Regions from separate parts of the Mus musculus genome. Here region 1 is linked to region 2. Evidence: chromatin loops called from intact Hi-C (ENCODE). Cell type or tissue: heart. All regions are shown on one strand. Links, peaks and the distances in the headings refer to the core of each region. The heading gives the core; the rest is flanking DNA.

What was found. A loop is a pair of places that touch in the nucleus more often than their neighbours do. Peaks named below come from ENCODE experiments on the same cell type or tissue, not always from the same donor. Only the 100,000 strongest peaks of a DNase experiment are listed, where the experiment ranks them.
Region 1: it touches region 2 in a loop (9-fold over the local background); 1 of 42 quality-filtered maps calls a loop at or near these places.

What each region holds. Positions count from the first base shown.
Region 1 is chr14:20,638,215-20,643,590 of GRCm38, reverse strand. It overlaps a transcript of Usp54 not described here. Among named protein-coding and RNA genes, the nearest start is that of Myoz1, 16 kb to the left of the region's middle. In heart, for the core only: no CTCF peak of the experiment used is centred there; a DNase peak (open chromatin) is centred at 2,610; H3K4me3 peaks cover 2,384 bases; H3K27ac peaks cover 2,378 bases.
Region 2 is chr14:20,542,724-20,548,059 of GRCm38, reverse strand. Ppp3cb (protein phosphatase 3, catalytic subunit, beta isoform) reads left to right here and starts at 1,487. Exons shown (of 14, transcript NM_008914.3): 1 at 1,487-1,704. The coding sequence starts at 1,620. 1810062O18Rik (RIKEN cDNA 1810062O18 gene) reads right to left here and starts at 1,767. Exons shown (of 6, transcript NR_033571.1): 1 at 1,716-1,767. In heart, for the core only: a CTCF peak has its summit at 1,908; a DNase peak (open chromatin) is centred at 1,799; H3K4me3 peaks cover 2,458 bases; H3K27ac peaks cover 2,073 bases.

The DNA of each region.
Region 1 (5,376 bases), core at 149-5,148, 95 kb before region 2:
TCAGCAACACCTCAATACAGTTCCTCATGTTGTGTGGCCCCCAACCATAACATTATTGTGTTGCTACTTCATAACTGTAATGGTGCTACTGTTATAAATTGTAATGTAGACATCTGATATGCAGGATATCTGATCTGTAAACCTGGAGAAAGGGTCACTTGATGATCTGTAAGCCTTAGGACCCACAGGTTGAGAACCTCTGCAATAGTGTGGTGCAGGGCTTCACTAGGGAAGACGCCTTAGGTTCCATTTCCTAGCATCATGAGAAAAGTGTTCTCTTCTTCAGTGTCTTCTGTCTGCCATCATTCATATATATATATATTCTCTTTTGAAGAGTCTGTGTATCTCTGGATAGACTGCAAGTCTTTTTTTTTTTTTTTTTTTCCTTTTTGGTTTTTCAAGACAGGGTTTCTCTGTGTAGCCTTGACTGTCCTGGAACTCACTCTGTAGACCAGACTGGCCTCAAACTCAGAAATCCGTGTGCCTCTGCCTTCCGAGTACTAGGATTAGAGGCATGCGCCACCACGCCTGGCTTGTGTGGAACAGGCTAGCACAGACCTTGTAGTGATTCTCCGGACTCTGCCACTACACCCATCCTACTATCTTTATTTTTACTGCAGTGTTGGGGATTGAATTTAAGCCCCAGATACATTACTCTGTTTTAAAATTCAGGAGTAGGAAGGTATGGGTGGTGCATGCCTTTAGTCTCAGCACTTGAGAGACAGAGGCAGGTGGATCTCTGAGTTCAAGGCCACTTTGATCTACAGAGTGAGTTCCAGGACAGCCAGAGCGACATAGTGAGACCTTGTCAACTCAAGAGAGTCCTTTCAGGTAAGAATTTGTGATTCTAGTGGGTTCTAGTACTCACTAGTTTTTATATTATACAAGACTAGCTTTTGTTATTCACCTAGCCCCTGCTGCCATTGAGTTAGCAATTTTAAAGGTCCCTCTTTTACAAATCACATAGCCAGAATATTACTCTCTGGCTCTCGGAGAGTGCTCATTCATTCGATACTATGGAGACAAAGTCTATGCTGCACAATATTGTACTTATTAGCAAGCTGCATGTGATTTCTGAGTTCATTAAACATTTCTGGTTGACTGAAATGTGGAATAAGTACAAAATAAGTATTTTAAAACTTTTATCTACTTTTATTTTTTACATCCTATGGATGTTTTGCCTGCATGTCTGTGCACCTCACGCATGCAGTGCCTGCAGAAGCTAGAATGCATTAGATCCTCCGTAGCTGGAGCTGTTAGTTGAACCCTGGTCCTGTCTAAGAGCTACACTCTCCACAAATACTCTTAACCGCTGAGATCTCTCTTCAGCCCCTAAACACTGGTTTCTGAAAAAGTAAGGGAAAACACCAATCTTGGATGAGTGTGGCATTTCAGGACTTTAATTCCTAGCACTTCGGAGGCAGAAGCAGGCGATCTCTGGGAGTTCAGGCATGTCAGGGTGACAGAGTGAAACCATGTCTTAAAAATGAAATGGATTAATATCGATTACAAATTATTTTCTAAAATTAATGAATTTTTAGAGACATGTCCTGGAATTCACTATGTAGATCTGGGTGGCCTTGCAAGAGATCTACTTCTCTCTGCCTACCAAGTTCTGGGACTAAAGGCATGAGCCACCACACCTGGCCTGATTTGAAACTGATGCGGTTAAAAATACCAGTGAAATCAATTTTGTTAATAATGTAGCAAGTGGAACATTTAAGTTGTACACTGTAGTTAGCCATATATGTTTTTACTTGACAGAACTGAATGCACCTCACGAAAATTTCTCAAGGGCTTCGAGAGGTAAACATTCTTCCCAATTCTATTGTCCTGCTCATCCCTTGTGTTTCATTCCTCCTTGTTGACCAGGATTCGGTAAATCCTTCTGCTTCATTGCCATAGAGCAGAGACACCCCTGGAAGTCCAGATTCTGAGGATGTAAGCAGAGGCCCGCGACCAGCAAGTGCAAATCCTACTCCTGTGAGATTCCAGTTGCATGCCACAGCTAAACACCTTAGGTCTGTCTTTTTTCGCTCTCTTTTTTCCTCTCTCTCTCTCTTTCTTTCTTTCTTGTTTGTGCGTGGGCCTGTGACTTATTTCCTATTTTGGTCTCGAAAATTGATGGGGCGGGGCACCCGGGATAAACTTTTCCGAGGAAGCAAAGTAAGTTTGGCAGACGGTAGAACGGATGAAAAAATTCCTGAAGGTAACCTGGAGGTGAGGAGGTCAATTTCGGGCCTACCCACTCCATCTCCAGCAATTCGACACGAGGGGAAAATGTCAGGGAAACGGAACCTGAGGTAAGCGGTTCTCGGTGCGAGGAGGAAGGAGCGAGCGCACAGCCCAAGTTTAGTTCAGCAGAGAGTCTGCCATAATAACTGTCCCCGGCGGGAGCAGACCACCGGCTGGCCGGCGTTCTTCGACTCCATCAGAACAGTTGGCCTTCGCCCGGGTCTTTCCCGGCTCACCCTGAGCCGCGCCGCCGCCGCCGCCGCCATCTTACACACGATTATCGCGATACGTCCTCAGCCGTCAGTCGCCAGGCTCATTTTCCAGCGAGTCTCTTTTCCACGGTTCTCGTCGGCGCCGAGGGAGGTATCGCGAGAGTTGGTTGCCTTGGCTCCCTGTAGCTATAGCAGCCGCGGCGGTTGAGGATGCGACGGCGGGAGCGGTGAGTGCGACACTCTCAGGGGGGCGGGGCCGGCGGAAACGGGGTGCAGGGGTAGCGCAGGGGGAGGGGGTGCGGAAGGTCGGGTCTCGGGGGACCTGCACCCCGGGGTGACGCGTTAGGAGGCACTCGCGTTCCGTACGCAGCGGGACCGGGCGTCTTTCTGAGCTGGGGCAGCAGGGGAGGGTTGGCGCTGCTCGGAGGTCCGGGGACAGGGGGCAGGGAGACTCGGGTAGCATTGGGCTCCAGGGGGGCAGGTGTGGGAGCGGAGAGGCATGCGAGTGATGGAAGCTAGGAGGTTAAGGGGACCCAGAACGGGAGAAAAGGAGACAAGCTGCATCCGAAAGAAGTGGGAAGAAAATGGGGGTAATGTGCAGAAGAGGGTATGTTGAATGGGAGCAAAGAGTTGGGCCCACGTTGTTTTCCAACTGTTGAGGGTGGGGTAGGAGTGCGGAAAAGAGGGAGGGTCAGATTTTTTTGCAAACACCGATTCCCTCCCTGCTCCACCTAAGGCAGGGCTGGGCCACAGGGCCAGCACCTGACTCCTAAATGATGTGGCGGGAATGGTGGCGTCCTGGAGCCTTCCAGCTTCCCAGTTCTCCTAGCCAAAGAAATAATCCAACGAACCAACACTCTGGACTTGTGAAAGGAGAAGTCTTGGTAAACTAGTATTAGTTGGAGAGGATCTTTTTAGCGTAGAGACTGTGAGTAGGATAGTGATAGATTGCTGCTCTAAAATAAAGCGTGGGGTGGGGGCAGGAGAGAGACATTCTTGAGGGGGAATCCCCTCCGCCCCCCCACAAACCATGAGGTGTGCTTCCTCTGGAGCGTTTGTGAGCCGAAAGAAGAGGGTGTGTGTTCACAGCACGTTTCTTCCCAGATTCATTCAAGTGTAGAATTCCTTTACGCTGTGCCCATGAAATTATATATGCAGTGTAAAATCAGAAGAGACGATATGACAAAAGAATGTACAGTAAGACACTCAAACCTTTCACAAATAGAGCTTAAAATAAGAAAGTGTTTATGTTGTAGCAGGAGGTTGAACACTCAATCTAGGGATAGTTTAGTACCTTGCATAGAAACCATACTGTTTCCACAGTATGCCCATTCAGATTATCTCTGAAGAAATAGATGAAGTTTTATTTTAAGAGACAGAATAAAATTTGAATATCTAGAAATAAAAGCAATCTATTTTTTTTCTTTTTTTTTCCCGAGACAGGGTTTCTCTGTAAAGCCCTGGCTGTCCTGAAACTCACTTTGTAGACCAGGCTGGCCTCAAACTCAGAAATCCGCCTGCCTCTGCCTCACAAGTGCTGGGATTAAAGGCGTGTGCCACTACGGCCCGGCAAATAAAAGCAATCTTAAGGAATTAAAATTACCGAAAGAAAAATGATTTATTCTCTGAATCTCAAGAGCTGTTTTCTGGAGTTGATTTTGGACTTTTTGTCTGGTTAATTCATTTCTAGTGGAAATCATGGCTTCATGTCAGGGGTAAAGATACAAGCTTTCCAAAAATGTTTCTATTTTATAGGTATAAATTTACAAAGGGTAACTTCTTTTGATTATATAACCGGATTTTGCCATATTGAGATTCATAGATTCATTAATTAGAATAATGGCTTTTAAATCCTTGAGCTAGCTTAAATATAGTCATGGGACCCACTTATTTGATGTGTATTAGAGGAAAACTTAGTTTGTGGTGTGTGTAACTGAACTTAGTGCCTTTCTGGGACAAGGAAAAGCTTTATGTGGAAGTTGAAGTTTTCTGTAAGAGTTCAACAGCAAGCTGTATGGAACCCCTGTTGTGTAGAACATTATGTAGGTTTTGAAGGGAAAGGGTTATGTCGTAGATCCACTCAACAAACATTTATTGAGACTATTTTGTATGGAAGACCTCAGAGTATAAACATAAAAGGTATAAGGTTCTGTGTCTTTAATTGCTTAGAACCCACGTGGGAGACAATAATGAGACATAAGCGTGACATAATAAATGTACCAGGCTGGCCTCGAACTCAGAAATCCACCTGCCTCTGCCTCCCAAGTGCTGGGATTAAAGGCGTGAGCCACCACACCCGGCAAGGAAGGGGTATCTCTTAATAGGGTTTCCTTCCTCATATATTTATACTACACATGAGAATCTAATTTGAATATTAGCATGATGTTAAATTTGAGGGTTTATATTGTTATACAGGGACTTGAATAAATTATAATATTCATGCTGTGTATAATTGTATAGGGAACTAGTCTTGGGAAAATAGTTGTAACAAGAAATAATTAACATTTGCAAGCTCTCAGAAAATGTTTTAGTAGTGGAAATGGTTATTTATTTTATTTATATTCATATATGAGGCAAATGATACTTTTTAAAAATTTAATTTTGTGTGTATGAATGTTTTGCCTGCTACTATGTGTTTCTATTACATGAGTGCCTGGTGCCTGTGGGAACTAGAAGAGAGTTATAGACACTTGTGAACAGATTTAGGTCCTGGGCACTAAACCTGGCCCCTCTGTAAGAGCAACAAGTACTTTTAACTGCTGAGTCATCTCTTTAGTCCCAAATGTTACTTTTCATTTGATACTCTTCAGTAATAGTTAGTGTTAAATGAGATAGACTCTTCTTTAGCCTAAGATGCCCTTTGTAGCTGAGGATGCCATGAACTCTTGATCTTCCTGTCTCCACGACCATGGCTCAAGTCCTTGAGATA
Region 2 (5,336 bases), core at 1-5,000:
CAAAAGAAAATAATTTGGAAGGTTCCCTTTGCAAAGAATGTCTATTGGGTTTTCCCTCCTTATTTATTCCAGATCTTGATCTTACTGATGAACACAAAGAAACAACAGATGCTGAGAACGTTGCCCTCCTAATCACTGAGGACAGATTCTGAGAACTTGTGTTACTGAGTAATAAGATACAGAGGGCTTTCTTGTTTCATCCTATTTGGATGCTATAACATAGAGACATGGGCCTTAGTAGATATGTTGGCCCCTGAACCATTCAACACTGCTCGTGTCATACACACAATTCTATCTTTTTGGAAGAAGTGTAATGACTGTGCATATGTATGAGGAGGACACATGAAGGCTAGAGTAAGCTGTACTAGTCAGTTCTCTTTTAATACCTTGTGTGCCCTGTGGTTCCATTACTGGGTTTGGTGGCCTATGCCTTCAGCATCTGAGCATCTTATTAATAACTGTTAAGGACCACCTGTACTTGTTTCTTGACCTCTTGGATGCTGGTCAACTTGGATCTGTTTCTGCAAGTTGCCCAAATTCAAATTCCGAGTATGTACAAAGATAAGGAACTAATTTCCTATTTTCTACCTACTTAGTCTCTGCTTTCCATTTTTTTCTATTTCATTTCTTTATTTACAAGTTTTAGTAGATGTCAGACTAGAAGGAGTCTAATTCCTTCTTTCCATTGTCTCCTTCGGCCATGGGGATTAGTCCTAAGGAACTTAAATCACAGTCCTTGGCTGCAAGCACCTTTATCCATTGAACCATCTCTCTGCCTTCAAATTTATTTGCTCAGTGAATTACGAGAGAGGCAATGGCTTTCCAGGGGAATCTTACAGGTTCTCAGGACACCTCTTGGTGTCATTCCCTACTTCCCTTGATCCATTTTGGTTCTTAAATCGTGGTGCTTAGACTTTTCCAGCTGAATTTATGTGCCTTTGGACTTTTCCAAACTCTCAAAGCAAGAGTTCGAATTCTATGCAACTCTCTAGGGCCCCGTTTTGTTGAGACAGTCTCACTTTGTTGCCCTGAGTGGTTAGACCTAGCTAGACTTGAACTTACAGAGTTCTGCCTTCCCCTGCCTCCTGAGGTCTGGTATTAAAGGGAAAATTTCATTTTAAATGATAATGCCACTCTATAGATTCCCTGATGCTTCTTTCATTTTTCTCTCTGGCCATAGTATTATCACTTAGATTTTGTAGATAAATTGTCATATATTTGTCTAGGCCTGGGAAATTCTGAGATCAAATTACACCTCTTCATTTTCCTGGGCTCCAAAGCGGCCAAAAAACCGTCCTTTTTTCCCCTTGCATTTTATCAACAGCCCCTCAGTTTAATCTGCAACCTCTCTTTACTGGTTTGTCTTTCTGCATGTACGGAATTTTCACCTGATCCCTTGGACTGTTTCCGTTTCTGTAGTAGCCTCGGTAATTTTGCTCAAGTCCCTGGAGCTTGTCCCGCCCCCGCCCCTGCACGCGCGATGCATGACGGTCTTAGCCCCTCTGAAGGGAAAGAGGGTCCGCCATGTTCCCCGGCGGCGCCGCCGCTTGGCTCTGGTAGCCGCCGCCCCCGCCCCCAACCCCGCCCGTCCCGGCACCTAGCCGAGCCCCGGGCCCAGCATGGCCGCCCCGGAGCCGGCCCGGGCCGCGCCGCCCCCGCCCCCGCCCCCACCGCCCCCTCTCGGGGCCGACCGCGTCGTCAAAGGTGAGAGGTACCCGAAGCCTGGGGGCCTGGCGTGAGGCGCGGTGTGAGGGCGGGCGGGAGTCCGTCCCCTCAGGAGCGGGCCTGGCGGGGCGGGCGAGTGACTGGCTGCCTCCCTTGGGGAGTGGCCCCTGGGCGGGTCCCCGCTGGGCCGGGCCGAGGCGTAGGCTGCTCCTCGGTCTCCCGCTCGCCCTGCAGGCCCGGGCGGGCGTCGTGCGCGGGCTGTCGCTAACGCGGGCTCAGGGCCGTCCGCCGCAGTGAGCCCCTTTCTTTCCTGCTTTGCCTGTGGTCGGCGCGGCGCCCGCGTTAAGAGCTTCCGGCTCCTCGACAGCTGCACTCCCGGCTTGCCCGGGCGCACCGAGGGGCCCCGGAACCCCTTAGCCGCACGCCGTTGGACTCGCCCGCGTTCTGGCCCACGCCTGCTCCCGGGTGACAACGCCTAGCTAGCGCCAGCCGCAGGGGGTTTGCGCTCGGCCCTCAGATGCCACCCCGCGCGGAAATCGGGAAAACCGTATGGGACTGGACCAGGATGAAGGATCCCGGGGTGACCTAGGAACCCAGACGTAGCTGCGGGGCAGGGGAAAAAGCCATCTTACAAAGAGGAGGCAAAAAAGTCCCATGTATAGGAAGTGGTACACTTAACAGAAAGGGTTTTACAAGCCGCCTCTAAACACACGACTTACTCTTTAGAAGGAAAAGTGAAATTCTTCTGAGCCAGGGAGGACGTGTGTGTACAGATAAACAGATTTATTTAAATTAAATTGAGAGGCAGTTGAAAGTTCCTTAAAAGTCCAGGCTCTCAGAGAGAGCCCATCTACCACACTAATACTATGGATTAAGAATATTAAGAACTGAAATTATTTTTCTTTATTTTGCAGTCAATAAGCAGAAATCGTAAAATGAAGATTTCGTCATTTAGATTATGCTCATTTTTAAAGTTATTTTAATTTTCAAATTCAGTGTCTCAAGTATAGACTGGCACAGTGTTTAAATACTGCTAGCTTTGCTTTGAATTGTGACCATGGTTTGCCATTAAAATATTTTAAAACAAACCCTTTTCTCGTGTGTGTGTGTGTGTGTGTATGTATGTATGTATGTATGTGTGCTGGTTTTTCGAGATAGGGCTTTTTTGCGTAGTCTTAGCCAGGAACTTGGAAAGTAGGCTGGTCTGGAACTCAGAGATATGCCTGCCTCTGCTTCTTAAGAGCCCAATCAAAGGTGTACGCCACCACTGCCCACCTGTGTTTTTTCTGTTTTCAATCTGCACTTTAGGTTCTTAAAGCATGACATATGTGGTTGGGTTAAGCATTAGAATGAACTAAATAGGACTGGAGTAAGAGCGGGTAAGAGCACTGACTGCTCTTCCAGAAGTCTGAGTTCAGTTCCTAGCAGCCACATGGTAGCTCACAACCATCTGTCATGGGATCTGATGCCTCTTCTGGTGTGTCTGGAGACAGTGACAGTGTACTCATATACATTAAATAAATTTTAAAAAAAGAATGAATAGGTTTTTTTCTCAAAGATTTATTTTATTATTATAAATAAGTAGACTGTTGCTGACTTCAGACGTACCAGAAGAGGGTGTCAGATCTCATTTCAGATGGTTGTGAGCCACCATGTGTTTGCTGGGATTTGAACTCAGGACCTCTGGAAGATCAGTCAGTGCTCTTACTCGCTGAGCTATCTCACCAGCCCCTAGAATGAATAGTTTATGAGCTTCTTTTTCTGGGATTTTTTTTTTTCTTGAAGGATAGAAGATCAGGCATTGATCCTATTAATTTCTGTAATTGTATAGGTGGGGGTTGAAACAGGCCATTGCCTGCTTCTTCATTTTCTTAACTATATTTCCTGTGTGCTTATTTTTCTGGATACTTTTCACCAGAATAATAGCTGACGTAACTAGTCACATTCCCAAATCATGTATTTATGTTGTCCTTTTGTGAATCTTGTTCCTTGTCATTTATGTAGCAATCTTTTTCTCATACTGCTTTAATGAAGGAAAAACGAGTTGCAAGCAGAAGGCAGATTCTTTAGGGGTGAGTTGTGAGTCTAATACATAGCCATTTACAGTTTATTGTTTTGAAATGAAAACCATTTTCTTAGTAGGAAAGGAGCTTGTTTGGGAAATTTCAGTTATAAACGTATGGTTAATGCATGTTGTGTATTAGTTGTATCTTCTTCATGGTGACAACTTTCATTTCTATGTGGAATGTATTAGAATTCCTGATACTGTGGTCACATGCCTTTAATCCCACCACACTGGAGGCAGAGGCAGGAAGTTGCTGTTAATTTTGAGGCCAGTCTGGTCTACATAGCAAGTTTCAGGCTAGCCGGAGCTACATAATGCACCCTGTCTTAAAAGATAAATAAGTAAAACAACAACAGCATGTAAGTAAAGCTCAGGTTTTGTAAGTCCAGGACACTTCCCTAGCTTTGCATAGACTCAACATCATCAGATTATGAGGAAACTGCCATTAGAATTGAGTACAAGTAGTCTTTTCCTCTTTGGAACTTTTCCTTTTTTGTCTTTAAATTTTAGACTCAACGCTTCTATTTTAAAGACCTTTATTTTATGGACATGTATTATTTTTTTCTTTTTAGATTGATTTTCTTTTATGTGTATGGATGTTTTAGGCATTCATGTCACCATATGTACCACATGTGTATAGTGTCCCATGAAGCCAGAAGAGGGTGTTATATCCTGTGTAATTTGAGTTACAGAAGGCTCTTAGCCATATGGGTGTTGGAAACCCAACTTAGATCCTTTGGAAGAGCAGACAGTAAAGGCTTTTAACTGCTGAACCATTTTAAGTCCCCAGACATGTAGGTTTTTAAGAGAATATAGAATGTTTTGTTAATAGTCACACTTAGGAAATACATATGTAAGTTTGAGATATTTTAATACTATAGGTGTTTCATTTATAAATGCAATGAGCCTGCTACTAAAAATTTAGTAGCAACTCTTATTTCATAGTCATGGAAAATAGATTTCTTGGTTAGTAATATTTAGTTCTAAACCTGATGGTCCAGAGAGGCTGGTTGTTGGTCCCATGTACTGCTCTTACAGAGGACCAGAGTTCCATTCTCAGCATCTATATCAAACAGCCCACAGCTGTCTAACTCCAGTTTCAGAAGAGCTGATACTCTTTTCTGTGCTCCATGGGATGCTGCGTTCACTTTCATATACTCCCACACGGACATATATGCATACACATAATTAAAAATCAAAATGAGTTGTAAAAAAATTAACCTGATATGGTTAGTCACAATAGCATATGTTGATAATTCAAGGATTTGGGAGGTTGGAGGATCATCAGTTCAAGAACAGCCAGGGCTACATAGTGAGACTCTGTCTCAAATCCTCAAACCAAACAAAATGTTGCTGAAGCTTTTGTTACTTTTTCTTTCTTTTCTTTTTCTCTTCTTTCTTCCCTTTTTTTTTGGGGGGGGGTATATATTTCAATTAAGAAAACGGAAACAGGTTGGTAAGATGGCTCAGCTGGTGAAGGTGCTTGCTGCCAAGCTTGATCTTAATTAATTCCTGGGACCCACATGATGGAAGCAAGAGAACCAGTTCCTCTTGAAAGTTGTCCTCTGTCCTCCACACACATGTATGCACAATAAATAAATGGAAT